Regions from separate parts of the Homo sapiens genome. Here regions 1 and 3 are each linked to region 2. Evidence: read pairs that join two places in POLR2A ChIA-PET (ENCODE). Cell type or tissue: OCI-LY7. All regions are shown on one strand. Each heading gives the region's core, and the rest is flanking DNA. Links, peaks and the distances in the headings are about the cores only.

The links. ChIA-PET counts read pairs that join two places held together with the same protein. Peaks named below come from ENCODE experiments on the same cell type or tissue, not always from the same donor. Only the 100,000 strongest peaks of a DNase experiment are listed, where the experiment ranks them.
Region 1: POLR2A ChIA-PET joins it to region 2 with 5 read pairs; 7 of 35 experiments call an interaction of 5 or more read pairs at or near these places.
Region 3: POLR2A ChIA-PET joins it to region 2 with 5 read pairs; 2 of 35 experiments call an interaction of 5 or more read pairs at or near these places.

What each region holds. Positions count from the first base shown.
Region 1 is chr12:98,468,019-98,472,949 of GRCh38, forward strand. No RefSeq gene overlaps it. Among named protein-coding and RNA genes, the nearest start is that of TRD-GTC1-1, 33 kb to the right of the region's middle. RefSeq lists an enhancer at 1,085-1,454. In OCI-LY7, for the core only: no CTCF peak of the experiment used is centred there; no DNase peak of the experiment used is centred there.
Region 2 is chr12:98,519,351-98,524,348 of GRCh38, forward strand. The region is part of intron 1 of TMPO (thymopoietin); the gene reads left to right. Among named protein-coding and RNA genes, the nearest start is that of TMPO-AS1, 5.6 kb to the left of the region's middle. In OCI-LY7, for the core only: no CTCF peak of the experiment used is centred there; a DNase peak (open chromatin) is centred at 1,351; H3K4me3 peaks cover 2,500 bases; H3K27ac peaks cover 2,500 bases.
Region 3 is chr12:98,313,556-98,318,486 of GRCh38, forward strand. It overlaps the pseudogene LOC100131529. Among named protein-coding and RNA genes, the nearest start is that of TRD-GTC1-1, 190 kb to the right of the region's middle. In OCI-LY7, for the core only: no CTCF peak of the experiment used is centred there; no DNase peak of the experiment used is centred there.

The DNA.
Region 1 (4,931 bases), core at 1-2,500, 52 kb before region 2:
AAGCTTATATTTTTAACAGGAGACAGACAGCAGTCTGATATGCTTGTAGAGGGAAGGAAAGAGAGATGGTGGAGCGGAGAAAGGCCCACTGGGGGAAAAGCTGGAGAATGAGAAAGAAGCTGTGCTGGCTGGGCGCAGTGGCTCACACCTGTAATCTCAGCACTTTGGGAGGCCGAGGCAGGTGGATTGCTTAAGGCCAGGAGTTTAAGACCAACCTGGCCAAAATGGTGAAACCCCCGTCTCTACTAAAAATACAAAAATCAGCAAGACGTAGTGGTGCACACCTGTAGTCCCAGCTACTTGGGAGGCTGAGGCATGAGAGTTATTTGAACCTGGGAGGCAGAGGTTGCAGTGAGCCAAGATCATGCCACTGCACTCCAGCTGGACTCCAGCTCTAAAAAGAAAAAAGAAAAAAGAAAAAAAGAAGGAAGCTGTGCTACGGTTATTTATTCTGTCCCTCTTTCAGAAATTCAAAGTGAGGCCGGGTGCGGTAGCTCACACCTGTCATCCCAGCACTTTGGGAGGCCGAGGCAGGCAGATAGCTTGAGGTCAGGAGTTCGAGACCAGCCTGGCCAACATGGTGAAACCCCATGAAATTCCATCTCTACTAAAAATACAAAAATTAGCCAGGTGTGGCGGCATACACCTGTAATTCCAGCTACTCGGGTGGCTGAGGCAGGAAGTATCCCTTGAACCTGGGAGGAGGAGGTTGCAGTGAGCCGAAATCATGCCACTGCACTCCAGCCTGGGTGACAAAGTGAGACTCTGTCAAAAAAAAAAAGAAAGAAAGAAAGAAAGAAAGAAAGAAAGAGAGAGAGAGAGAGAGAGAGAGAGAAAGAAAGAAAGAAAGAAAGAAAGAAAGAAAGAAAGAAAGAAAAGAAAGAGAAAGAGAGAGAAAGATTCAAAGTGAGAGTCAGAGTACTAAAAACTGTATAGAATGACTGAGAGAAAGAAATCTATTTAACTTGCTTTAACGTATCCTTTCTAATACTGACTGACTGCAAAGCCCTTCTTCATATAAAAACTTTTAACATCCCAATTCTACAGAATGAGTTTTGGGGAATGTGGTAGCCAGCCTCCAAGATGACCCCCAGTGATTCTCACAGCCTAGGATTCATATCCTTGTGTGACCCCTCCCGCATTTAAGAGGGCTGACCTGTGTAATGAAAAGAATATTGCAGAAATGAGACAGTGTGATTTTTAAGGCTAGGCCATTAAAGATGTTGTGGCTTTCACCTTGCACTCTCTTGGCTTGTTCACCCTGAGAGAAGGCAGCCACCGTGTCATGAGGACACTCAAGCTGCCTGTGGAAAGACCCACATAGGGAGGAACTGAGTGAGCTCACTCTTGTGTGCCATCTTAGAACTGCATCCACCAGCCCTGGTCAAGCCTTCAGATGACTGCAGACCCAGTCAACACCTTGACTGCAATCTCATGAAAGACCCTGAGACAGACCCACCCAGCTAAGTCAGTCCTAAATTTCAAACCACAGAGACTATGTGAAATCACAAATATTTATTGTTGTTTTAAGCCACTAAGTTTGGAGGTAATTAATTATGCAGCAACAGATAACTAGTACAGGACTATTAACCTAAAGTACTTGATGTCAATCATTTTGGTTTGTCATTAAATCATCATACAGCTTTAGTATGGCATATGGTTTTACACTATTCTACTTCTCTAGGTACACTTCATTGATGTAGGGATGGACTCATATATTTTATTTTTTTTTATTTTTTTTTTGAGACGAAGTCTTGCTCTTGTCCCCTAGGCTGGAGTGCAATGGCATGATTTCGGCTCACTGCAACCTCTGCCTCCTGGGTTCAAGCAATTCTCCTGCCTCAGCACCCTGAGTAGCTGGGATTACAGGCGCCTGCCACCATGCTCAGTTAATTTTTGTATTTTTAGTAGAGACAGGGTTTTACCATGTTGGCCAGGCTGGTCTAGAACTCTTGACCTCAGGTGATCCACACACCTCGGCCTCCCAAAGTGCTGGGATTACAGGCATGAGCCACCGCGCCCGGCTGGATGGACTCCTATCTAAAGCCAATCAATCTTTGTCATTCCCTAGGATTTTTGTAACTGAAGCTGAACAAAGATTTATTTATTCTCTGTTGGTGAGGCCAGGAGATGGTGAGACTCAGGAACTGCTAGTGGCCACATTTCTTGCTATGTAAAGAAAGCTTTTCTAAGAGAAAGAAGTTAACAACACAGAGAGAGAAACAGAATTGAGAGACTGAGAAAAGAAGACCTAGCAGCACTCAAATCACCTGTTCCAATGACCTTGATACCACCTGCCACTCATCCTTCTCAGTGTGAGCCTTCCAGTAAGTCCCCTTCTTTTTGCCTAAGTTGGTTTAAGTTGGGGTTCTAGAGGGTGGGGGTGGGAGGAGGGAGAGCATCAGGAAGAATAGCTAATGGATGCTGGGGCTTAATACCTAGGTGATGTGCTGATCTGTGCAGCAAACTACCGTGGCAGACATTTACCTATGTAACAAGCGTGCACATCCTGCACATGTACCCCTGAACTTAAAAGTTGGAAGAAAAACAAAACTTGCAACAACCCCTAAAAAATAATAAGCTGGGTTTCTAAACCTTTCCTCCAAATGGGTCTTGACTGATGTATTCTCACACAACTCTATGCTTCCCCTAGCACAGCACTGATGACTGAGCTGTAATTGCTGGGTGCTTGTCTACCTGTCTACCTCTCTGTCCAGAAGACAGTGGCTTTCAGGTTCATGCATTCTGCCCATCGCTGGGGCACTCAACTGAGAGGGAAGGAAGTGGGGATGCACTCAATACACACAGGTAGGATTGCGACAACCATGTGTGTACTTCATAACCCTGAGCCCTGAACCACAGATGATTTACTCGAGCTGGGCCACAGTCTCCCTGTAGCAATTTGGGACTGAGTCATACAAAGATTGGACACTGAAACTCCTTCACACAAATAATAGCACTCTTCAGAGGATGTTATTAGCCTCTGGCTAGTAAGGGGCCCCAAGCTGTCTTCTGCGAATTCTCTAAGAACCTCTAATATTCCTCCAACAAGCTTGCAAGGTCATTTCTGCTTCCTAAAGCCAAAAGAAACTGAACTAATACACACCCCAAAATATTGTAGTTTCTGTGTGAGCAGGAACAACGTGTTCCTCATTATAGCTCCAAGGCCAGCACGGTCCCTAATCAGAACTCACTGAACACCTGATGAATGCCTGCAGCTCACTGCACTGAGTGGGAGATGCTCCTCCCACTTAGATAGGGATTTTTTTTTTTTTTAACTCTCTTGCCTTCAAGGTCCTGCGCACATCTGCCCTGGCCTTGGTCTCCCTGTGTTGTCAGCTACAGTGGCCAGTGTGTCCTCTGTAGGGTACATCACATCCCTGCTCAAGAATGCATGTTAGAGACTAGAAGTACCAGGCCTCTCATCACCTAAGAAACTTTACCCTTGACTACCTGCCCAGGGTCATCAGGCCTATCATACTGGTTTCCCTATACATCTTGTGTGTGCTGAACTAGGGCCGTAATGATAAGTCCATTTCCATTTCCAGTGTTGGGTTTTTTGTTTGTTTGTTTTTTGTTTTTGAGACAGTCTCGCTCTGTTGCCCAGGCTGGAGTGCAGTGGCATGATCTCGGCTCACTGCAACCTCCACCTCCCAGGTTCTAGCGATTCTCCTGCTTCAGCCTCCTGAGTAGCTGGAACTACAGGCACACACCACCACGCCCAGCTAATTTTTGTAGTTTTAGTAGAGACGGGGTTTCACCATGTTGGCCAGGATGGTCTCTATCTCTTGACCTTGTGATCCTCCCACCTCGGCCTCCCAAAGTGCTGGGATTACAGGCGTGAGCCACACGCCCGGCCAAGTGTTGGTTTTAAACTGGCCATGTTTCTGGGATTTTCCGACTGGCAGAGGCCACTACCTACTACTGAACTATATAGAACTTAGGAGTTTCTTGGGTTTTTCCAGTTTATAAGATGCAGGCAAAACTTGAAGGGAGGCAGGGGTTGCGGAGGGGAAGATGACCAACATCACAGGAAACATAAAAACATCATTATGATCATTATGTTTTCCTGAAACCCCAGAGAGGAGGTGAAGGGTAGGATGCAAGCATCCTTCCAGTCAGCTCTCTCCCAGAGCCCTGCATTTGATCCCATTTGGGGCATGTTCCTCTTCCCTCCCATCACAGCCTTTGCTAAGGCTGACCCGTGAAAGGCTGTACCTAGGCAGGGTGCTCTTGAGGAGAGTAATTCCGCATCAGGCTGGGAGTCAGTGACCAGGCAAGGCTGTGTGACCCAGGCAGGCCCCAGGCCCATCCCCTTCCCCAGTGCTCTCCAACCCACCTCTCCATTCTCTGCTGAGACTCTGACCTACCAAGTATCTAAGATTTATCTCCAACCTCTTCTTTTCTCCTAACTCTTTCATTTAATCTATAAACACACTCATGCTTCCCCTCATCCTTTGAGAGACAGAGAGGGAGAGAGAGAGAAAGAGAGGAGGGGAGAGGGGAAAAGAATATACTAGCCAGGCGCAGTGGCTTACGCCTATAATCCCAGCACTTTAGGAGGCCAAGGTGGGCAGATTGCTTAAGCCCATGAGTTCAAGACCAGCCTGGGCAACACGACAAAGCCCTGTCTCTACCAAAAATGTAAAAAAAAAATGAGCCTGGCATGGTGGTACGCACTAGTGGTCCCAGCTACTCAGGAGACTGAAGTGAGAGGATAGCTTGAGCCTCAAAGGTGAGATTATGGTGAGCCAAGATGGCACCACTGCATTCCTCAGCCTGGGTGACAGAGCGAGACCTGTGTCAAAAAAAAAAAAGAAAGCAAAAAGAAATGCTAGGTCAAATAGTGTTCCCCAATAATTCATGTCTACCTGGAACCTCAGAATGTGACCACATTTGGAAAGAGGGTCTTTGCTGATATAATTAAATTA
Region 2 (4,998 bases), core at 329-2,828:
ACTATACCCGGCTAATTTTTGTATTTTTAGTAGAGAAGGGGTTTCGCCATGTTGGCCAGGCTGGTCTGGAACACCTGACCTCAGGTGATCTGTCCCCCTGGGCTTTCCAAAGTGCTGGGAATGCAAGGATGAGCGACGGCACCCAGCCCAGAAGTCATGTTTTTTAGAGTACCTAGTAGGTCTATTGGCATGGTAATTAAGCTCTTTACGTTTCATTTAATTATTTCATCCATATAAAGAAAACTTACTTCATAATTACAGGTTTAAATGTCTTCTACCTGGAGTATTTAAAACTCAAGAGGTGTTTACCCTTGACTGAGCTTAATAGCCATGCCAACAACTTGAAGAAAAATATTGGTAGTCAGCGTCATTTTCTGTTTTAAAGTACGTTAAGTACAAGTGAGTTATAATTAGGAGTCTGTTCGATGTTTTTATCAGCCATAGGAAAAAATAATTTTAAGTTTACAGGAAAAGAAATTTATAATAATTTATGTGTAAAATTATTCATGTCAATTCCTCTTATATGTACTATATTTTACGTTTTGGTCATTTTTAGCCCCATATAAAAATAATACCAGGTCATATTTCTTTTTTTTTCTTTCTTTCTTTTTTTCTTTTTCTTTTTTTGAGATGGAGTCTTGCTCTGTCACGCAGCCTAGAGTGCAGTGGCGTGATGTCAGCTCACTGCAACCTCTGCCTCCCGGGTTCAAGCGATTCTCCTGCCTCAGCCTCCCAAGTAGCTGGGATTACAGGTGCCCACCACTGCGCCCGGCTAATTTTTGTATTTTTAGTGGAGACGGGGTTTCACCATCTTGGCCAGGCTGGTCTCAAACTCCTGACCTCAGTTGATCCACCCGCCTGAGCCTCCCAAAGTGCTGGGATTACAGGCATGAGCCACCGCGCCCGGCCAACCATATTTTTCCCTTCCTTCCTTCCTTCCTTCCTTCCTTCCTTCCTTCTGTGTGTGTGAGAGATGGAGTCTCACTCTGTCACCCAGGCTGGAGTGCAGTGGCATGATCTCGGCTCACTGCAACCTCTGCCTCCCAAATTCAAGCAATTCTCCTACCTCAGCCTCCTGAGTAGCTGGTATTACTTACAGGCACACACCACTACTCCTGGTTAATTTTTGTATTTTTAGTAGAGACAAGGTTTCACCATGTTGGTCAGGCTGGTCTCGAACTCCTGACCTCGTGATCCACCTGCCTCGGCCTCCCAAAGTGCTGGAATTACAGGAGTGAGCCACCTCACCCGGCCAATACCAGGTCTTATTTCTTTTTTCCTTTTTTTTTTTGAAACGGAGTCTCAGTCTGTCATCCCAGCTGGAGTGCAGTGGTGCAATCTCGGCTCCCTGCAAGCTCTGCCTAGCTGAGACTACAGGTGCCCGCCACCACGCCTGGCTAATTTTATGTATTTTTAGTAAAGACTGTTAGCCAGGATGGTCTCTATCTCCTGATCTGGTGATCTGCCCGCCTCGGCCTCCCAGAGTTCTGGAATTACAGGCATGAGCCACCGCTCCCGGCCTCCAGGTCATATTTCTTAAAGAATATTTATAATCTTCTGCATAATGGAGTGGTAAAAAGGAATAAAAGAATATTTATTTATATTATAGGAGAAAGCCAAATTATGTTTGAGAGTTGCAGATAAGGGAGATTTTTAACATTTTAAGACAAATCAAGCATTAATGTGGATTTGGCCAAGATTAACTATTTGCATGCATATACCTTCTATTTAATCATGGGTTTATGAGGAATTTTTTTTTTTTTTTTTTTTTTTTTGAGACGGAGTGTCGCTCTGTCACCCAGGCTGGACTGCAGTGGCGTGATCTCCACTCACTGCAAGCTCTGCCTCCTGGGTTCACGCCATTCTCCTGCCTCAGCCTCCCGATTAGCTGGGGCTACGTGGTGGCACCTGCCACCACCCCCGGCTAATTTTTTTGTATTTTTAGTAGAGACGGAGTTTCACTGTGTTAGCCAGGATGGTCTGGATCTCCTGATCTTCTGATCCTCCCGCCTCAGCCTCCCAGAGTGCTGGGATTACAGACGTGAGCCACCGTGCCCAGCCTATGGGGAACATTTTTAATTAAATAAGAAATTGTTTCATTTCAGCTTCTACCATAGTCTCTTGGATTCACTTGGTATAATGTGACAAAACTTTGCATGTTAAAAGTTTTGTTTTTATTTTGTTTTCTTATTTCTAAGCTTTTTATTTTATGTATCTTGCTACCAATATTTTTAGGTGTTGAAACTACCTAGATTGTGGACACAAAAATAAACATTTACAGAGTTGGCAGTCTGCCTTTTTGTTTTAAGAGGCAGAGCCTGAAGGTGTAGCTATTTGGATCTAGTGGAGCATAATATTCTTGAATGATCTGTTCTGGTGAATTATGAGTGTGTGTTTGAGAAGGAGTCTTGCGCTGTCATCCAGGCTGGAGTGCAGTGGCGCGATCTCGGCTCACTGCAACCTCCACCTCCCGGGTTCAAGTGATTCTCCTGCCTCAGCCTCCTGAGGAGCTGGGATTACAAGCGTGCACCACCATGCCCAGCTAATTTTTTTATTTTTAGTAGAGACAGTTTCACCATGTTGGTCAGGCCGGTCTCAAACTCCTTCCTGACTTTGTGATCTGCCCCCCTTAGCCTCCTAAAGTACTGGGATTACAGGCGTGAGCCACCACGCCTGTCTGTGTGTTTGTTTGTTTTTTTAAGAGATAGGGTCTCGCTCTGTCCCTCAGACTGTAGTGCAGTGGTATGATCATAGCTCACTGCAGCCTCAAACTCCTGGGCTCAAGCCTCTGGAATAGCTGGGACTACAGGTGTGTGCCACCATGCCTAGCTGATTTTTAAAATTTTTATAGAGATAGTCTCACTATGTTGACCAGGCTGGTCTTGAATTCCTGGCCTCAAGGGATCCTCCTGCTTAGGCCTCCCAAAGCGTTGGGATTGTAGGTGTGAGCTGCTGCTCCTGGCCAAATTATGAATTCTCAATAGGAAATATTTGAAGACCTGGAAAAGAACATAAAAGCATGCTACCAATAGGAAATGTTAATTAAATCACAAATTTACCACCACTGTATAATAAGGTGTTAAGTTTACAGACTTGTGAATAATAGAGTTATAGATTCAAATTCCAGGTCTGCCACTTATTCATATGACACTGAACAGTGTCTTAATCTAAGATCCTCTATTTTCACCTGAAATAGAGGAATAACCTAATAGCTACTTAATCAGATTGAGGAGTACATGCCATTGCATATGTGAAGTGTCTAGTGCTTAGTAATTAATAGCCATTAAATGATTTCTGAATTTTTGTCTTTAATGTCAGGGCAATATAGTGCAATGTTACTAAAATATAATTTTGGGAAACGAATAAGGTAGATAAGTGAAAGTGACATGTATATCATAGCATGCAGATTTCCTGAGTTAGTGAAGAGCATGCTTGAACCTCAGTTTTCTGAGTTGTCAGATGGGGATATTAGCATTTTATTCCATAGATTTTTAGGACTCTGTAAGTTAATGCAAAGACACTTGGAACACAACTCAGTACGTAATACATAATAAGTGCCCACTAGAATATATTGTTATGGTTCAACATCTTTATACTAGAGGTAGAGATTAAAGGAATTAGAGAAGCTCATCGGTGATATCATAGAGCTGTTGGGTTTTGAAGTTGAAAAATACGTTAGAGATCATCGGGTAGCATAGTAGGTACTATTTTTGAGTGAAACTCTTAAGTGATCTACTTAAAGGAACAAAGCTTTCTGGAGGCAGAATTTAATGCAACTGATGCTTCCTTTTTCCTGACTGAAACTGCTAATCATGTACAGCACACTGTCTCCTAATTTTTTATCCTTATTAAATCTGAGATTTATAAAATGACATCACTTTTCTGGAACTTTTTTCCTGACAGATTAAAAACCACATGTTTGACTGTGTGCAGTGGCTCACACCTGTAATCCCAGCACTTTGGGAGGCCGAGGCAGGTGGATCACCTGAGGTCAGGAATTCGAGACCAGCCTGGCCAACATGGTGAAATCCTGTCTCTTCTAAAAATACAAAAATTAGTTAGTCGGGTATGGTGTTGCGCGCTTGTAATTTCAGCTGCTTGGGAGGCTGAGGCAGGAGAATCTCTTGAACCTGGGAGATGGAGGGCATGCCACTGCACTCTAGCCTGGGCAACAGAGTGAGACTCCATCTCAAAAAAAAAAAAATCACGTTTTTGGTTTTAATTTATCTGACTTACCTTATGTAGATTTGTTGGTCACTTATTTAAGATATCTTTGTTCAGCTGATGTTTTTCATTATGTTTGAAGGAAATATAATTGATTTTCTTTCTTTCTTTTTTTTCTTTAGGCGAAGTCTGGCCTTATCACCCAGGCTGGAGTGCAGTGGCGCAATCTTGGCTCGCTGCAATCTCCGCCTCCCCAATTCAAGTGATTCTCCAGCCTCAGCCTGCCGAGTAGCTAGGACTATAGGCGTGTGCCATCACACCTGGCTAATTTTTGTATTTTTAGTAGAGATGGGGTTTCACCGTGTTGGCCAGGCTGGTCTCAAACTCCTGACCTCAACGGGAGATCCTCCCTCCTCGGCCTCCCAAAGTGCTAGAATTACAGACATGAGCCACTGCCGAGAATTGGTTTTTACTTAGATTTGATAGGCCTGTTATTTCTAATAAGAAATGGATTTTCAAAAATAAATTACTTTTTCCTTCCCCAGATTTGACAAAACATTTATCAGGGGGCTATTCCTGTATCAGTCTTTTTAGAAATGTTTAGATGCTTGGAATAAGAATATGAGGATGATAGTGCGTCTGCTTTCTGTTGCTTGCCTCAATGCTGCATCCAGATCACCTGGGCTACACAATTACAAACAGATTATCTGGCCCAAGGTGAAGAATCAGAAATGGGTAAGACCTTTCCAAATAGAGGTAACAAGAGTTAAGATTTTGGGCTGGGTGCTGTGGCTCACGCCTGTAATCCCAGCACTTTGGAAGGCTGAGGTGGGC
Region 3 (4,931 bases), core at 1-2,500, 210 kb before region 2:
GACCACAGCGCAATCAAATTGGAACTCAGGATTAAGAAACTCACTCAAAACCGCTCAACTACATGGAAACTGAACAACTTGCTCCTGAATGACTACTGGGTAAATAACGAAATGCAGGCAGACACAAAGATGTTCTTTGAAACCAATGAGAACAAAGGCACAACGTACCAGAATCTCTGGGACACATTTAAAGCCATGTGTAGAGGGAAATTTATAGCACTAAATGCCCACAAGAGAAAGCAGGAAAGATCTAAAACTGACACCCTAACATCACAATTAAAAGAACTAGAGAAGCAAGAGCAAACAAATTAAAAAGCTAACAGAAGGCAACAAATAATTAAGATCAGAGCAGAACTGAAAGCGATAGAGACACAAAAAACCCTTCAAAAATCAATGAATCTAGGAGCTGGTGTTTTGAAAAGATCAACAAAATTGACAGATCGCTAGCAAGACTAATAAAGAAGAAAAGAGAGAAGAATCAAATAGATGCAATAAAAAATGATAAAGGGGATATCACCACTGATCCCACAGAAATGCAAAATACCATCAGAGAATACTATAAATACCTCTATGCAAATAAACTAGAAAATCTAGAAGAAATGGATAAATTCCTGGACACATACACCCTCACAAGACTAAACCAGAAAGAAGTTGAATTTCAGAATAGACCAATAACAGTCTCTGAAATTGAGGCAATAATTAATAGCCTGCCAACCAAAAAAAGTCCAGGACCAGATGGATCCACAGCTGCATTCTACCAGAGGTACAAAGAGGAGCTGGTACCATCCCTTCTGAAACTATTCCAATCAATAGAAAAAAGGGAAATCCTCCCTAACTCATTTTATGAGGCGAAAATCATCCTGATACCAAAACCTGGCAGAGACACAACAAAAAAAGAGAATTTTAGACCAATATCCCTGATGAACATCGATGCAAAAATCCTCAATAAAATATTGGCAAACAGAATCCAGCAGCACATCAAAAAGCTTATCCACCACGATCAAGTTGGCTTCAACCCTGGGATGCAAGGCTGGTTCAACATATGCAAATCAATAAACGTAATCCATCACCTAAACAGAACCAATGACAAAAATCACATGATTATCTCAACAGATGCAGAAAAGGCCTTTGACAAAATTCAACAGCCCTTCATGCTAAAAATTCTCAATCAACTAGGTATTGATGGAACATATCTCAAAATAATAAGAGCTATCTATGACAAACCCACAGCCAGTATCATACTGAATGGGCAAAAGCTGGAGGCATTCCCTTTGAAAACTAGCACAAAACAAGGATGCCCACTCTCACCACTCCTATTCAACCCTAACCCTAACCCTAACACTCACCACTCCTATTCAACCTAGTGTCGGAAGTTCTGGCCAGGGCAATCAGGCAAGAGAAAGAAATAAAGACTATTCAATTAGGAAATGAGGAAGTCAAACTGTCCCTGTTTGCAGATGACACGGTTGTATATTTAGAAAACCCCATCGTCTCAGCCCAAAATCTATTTAAGCTGATAAGCAACTTCAGCAAAGTCTCAGGATACAAAATCAATGTGCAAAAATCACAAGCATGCCTATACACCATTAACAGACAAACAGCCAAATCATAAGTGAACTCCCATTCTCAGTTGCTACAAAGAGAATAAAATACCTAGCAATCCAACTTACAAGGGATGTGAAGGACCTCTTCAAGGAGAAATACAAACCACTGCTCAAGGAAATAAAAGAGGATGCAAATAAATGGAAGAATATTCCATGCTCATGGATAGGAGGAATCAATATCATGAAAAGGGCCATACTGCCCAAAGTAATTTATAGATTCAATTCCATCCCATCAAGCTACCAATGACTTTCTTCACAGAATTGGAAAAAAACGACTTTAAAGTTCGTATGGAACCAAAAAAGAGCCCGCATTGCCAAGACAATCCTAAGCAAAAAGAACAAACCTGGAGGCATCACACTACCTGACTTCAAACTATGCTACAACGCTACTGGTACCAAAACAGAGATATAGACCAATGGAACAGAAGAGAGGCCTCAGAAATAACACCACACATCTACAACCATCTGGTCTTTGACAAACCTCACAAAAACAAGAAATAGAGAAAGGATTCCCTATTTAATAAATGGTGCTGGGAAAACTCGATAGCCATATGTAGAAAACTGAAACTGGACCCCTTCCTTACACCTTATACAAAAATTAATTCAAGATGGATTAAAGACTTAAATATTAGATCTAAAACCATAAAAACCCTAGAAGAAAACCTAGGCAATACCATAGGTTTGGGCAAGGACTTCATGTCTAAAACACCAAAAGCAGTAGCAACAAAAGCCAAAATAGACAAATGAGATCTAATTAAACTAAAGAGCTTTTGCACAGCAAAAGAAACTACCATCAGAGTGAACAGGAAACCTACAGAATGGGAGAAAATTTTTGCAATCTACCCATCTAACAAAGGGCTAATATCCAGAATCTACAAAGAACTCAAACAAATTTACAAGAAAAAACAAACAACCCCATCAAAAAGCAGGCAAAGGATATGAACAGACACTTCTCAAAAGAAGACATCTATGCAGCCAACAGACAAATGAAAAAATGCTCATCATCACTGGTCATCAGAGAAATGCAAATCAAAACCACAATGAGATACCATCTCATGCCAGTTAGAATGGCAATCATTAAAAAGTCAGGAAACAGCAGGTGCTGGAGAAGATATGGAGAAATAGGAATGCTTTTACACTGTTGGTGTGAGTGTAAATTAGTTCAACCATTGTGGAAGACAGTGTGGTGATTCCTCAAGGATCTAGAACCTGAATTACCATTTGACCCAGCCATCCCATTACTGGGTATATACCCAAAGGATTATTAATCATGCTACTATAAAGACACATGCACACATATGTTTATTGTGGCACTATTCACAATAGCAAAGACTTGGAACCAACCCAAATGTCCATCAATGATAGGTTGGATTAAGAATATGTGGCACATATACACCATGGAATACTATGCAGCCGTAAAAAATGATGAGTTCATGTCCTTTGCAGAGACATGGATGAAGCTGGAAACCATCATTCTCAGCAAACTATCACAAGGACAGAAAACCAAACACTGCATGTTCTCACTCAAAGGTGGGAATTGAACAATGAGATCACTTGGACACAGGACGAGGAACATCACACACTGGGGCCTGTCAGGGGGTGGGGAGCTGGGGGAGGGATAGCATTAGGAGAAATACCTAATGTAAATCATGAGTTAATGGATGCAGCAAACCAACATGGCAAATGTATACCTATGTATCAAACCTGCACGTTGTGCACATGTACCCTAGAACTTAAAGTATAATAAAATAAACTAAATAAATAAATAGTCATATTAAATCAGACAAAAATAAATTTCAGGGAGAAAACATGATGTAATGATTAAATGAATAATTTTTTTAAAAAGATATAATAGTCTTATAATAGTCTATAATAACATGGCCTTAAAATATATAAAGCAAAACCAAAGACTCACAAGGAGAAATGAACATATCCATAATCATGGAAGGAAGATTTTAACATCTTACAATACTGAATAAAAATCAAAAAGAAAATAGACACTTAAGTAGTACAATTAATAAACTTTATCAAACAGATTGCAACTTATATTCTACACCAAAAATTAAAGAATGCATTTTATTTTCAAGGACACATGAATAACTTACCAAAAATTTACTAGAGACTTCCTCACAAAGCAAGATTCAACAAATTCAAAACATTGTGCAGCAGACCACATTTTGTGATCAAAGTACTGTAAAATTAGAAACCAATAGTTGAGAAATAGACTCCAAAACCATATATGTTAGAGAAATATTTAAGGTCATGTAAATAATTTATAGGTCCACAAATAAATCATAAAGAAAATTATGAATATTCAGACCTGAATAACAATTAAGAATATTGCATATCGAAATTGATGGATGCAACTCAATCAGTACTTAAGGGCAATTTAGCCTGAAATGCATTTATTAGATAAGAAGAAAGGTCAAAAGGTAATGGGCCAATTTTTCTAGACAAGGCAGTTGAAGAGGGAGGGCTTACAGAGGGACTGGCCTGGCGTGCACTCTGCATCTCCAGGATGTTGTTTCTTATGGAATGGATGCTTTTGGAAGACTATTGCCCAGAAAAAAGATGTTTAGTTTTTCCCAAGCCAAAGATGTACCGAAGTATAGAGGGCTGTTGTGTTTGCAGAGCTAAGTCCTCCAGTTCTTGATTCACTGACAGTAAACGCTATGAAAAGGACTTCCAGAGCTCTTTGGGGCTGCATGAGACATCTGCGATGCCTGTGTTCTGCTTGTGAAAAGATGGAAGACGTTGCCAGCAGGATCAAAAAACCCTGGATTCATGTGGCAGATGCAGGGCTGGACCCAGTCTAAATACTACACTGAAACCAAAGAGAGTGAAAACTGTATCTGGGAACAGGATAAAAAGCAACCAGACCAATAAACTGCAGAAGAAAGGTAAAGATTGCAATGATGATGCTCACAGTACCACCTCAAGTGCCTCCTTGTTACAGCAACTAGTCAGACGATGGCTCAGTTATGGAGATGGCTTCTGGTTCTACCAGAACACCAGGTGTTTTCCTTTTTAGATCTCACAGACTGAAAAAGAAGATACATAGTGGGATTATTTATAAAGGCCATTTTGGGAAAGTCCTCATCAACTCACATCTGTTCAAGCCTTGCCACAGGAATACAAAAGCAACTACTGAGAAATGTAGGGGCAGGGGCCAGAGCCTCTGCCCACATCACTCAGGAGTAGAAACGGGGAACAAAAAACAATTTAAACTTTGAAAAGACCACAAAGCAACTAACTGTCCCACCTATTTTTAACTTGGATACCTGCTACTCTGCCAAAAAACAACTTCTAGAATAGTTTTGAATGGGT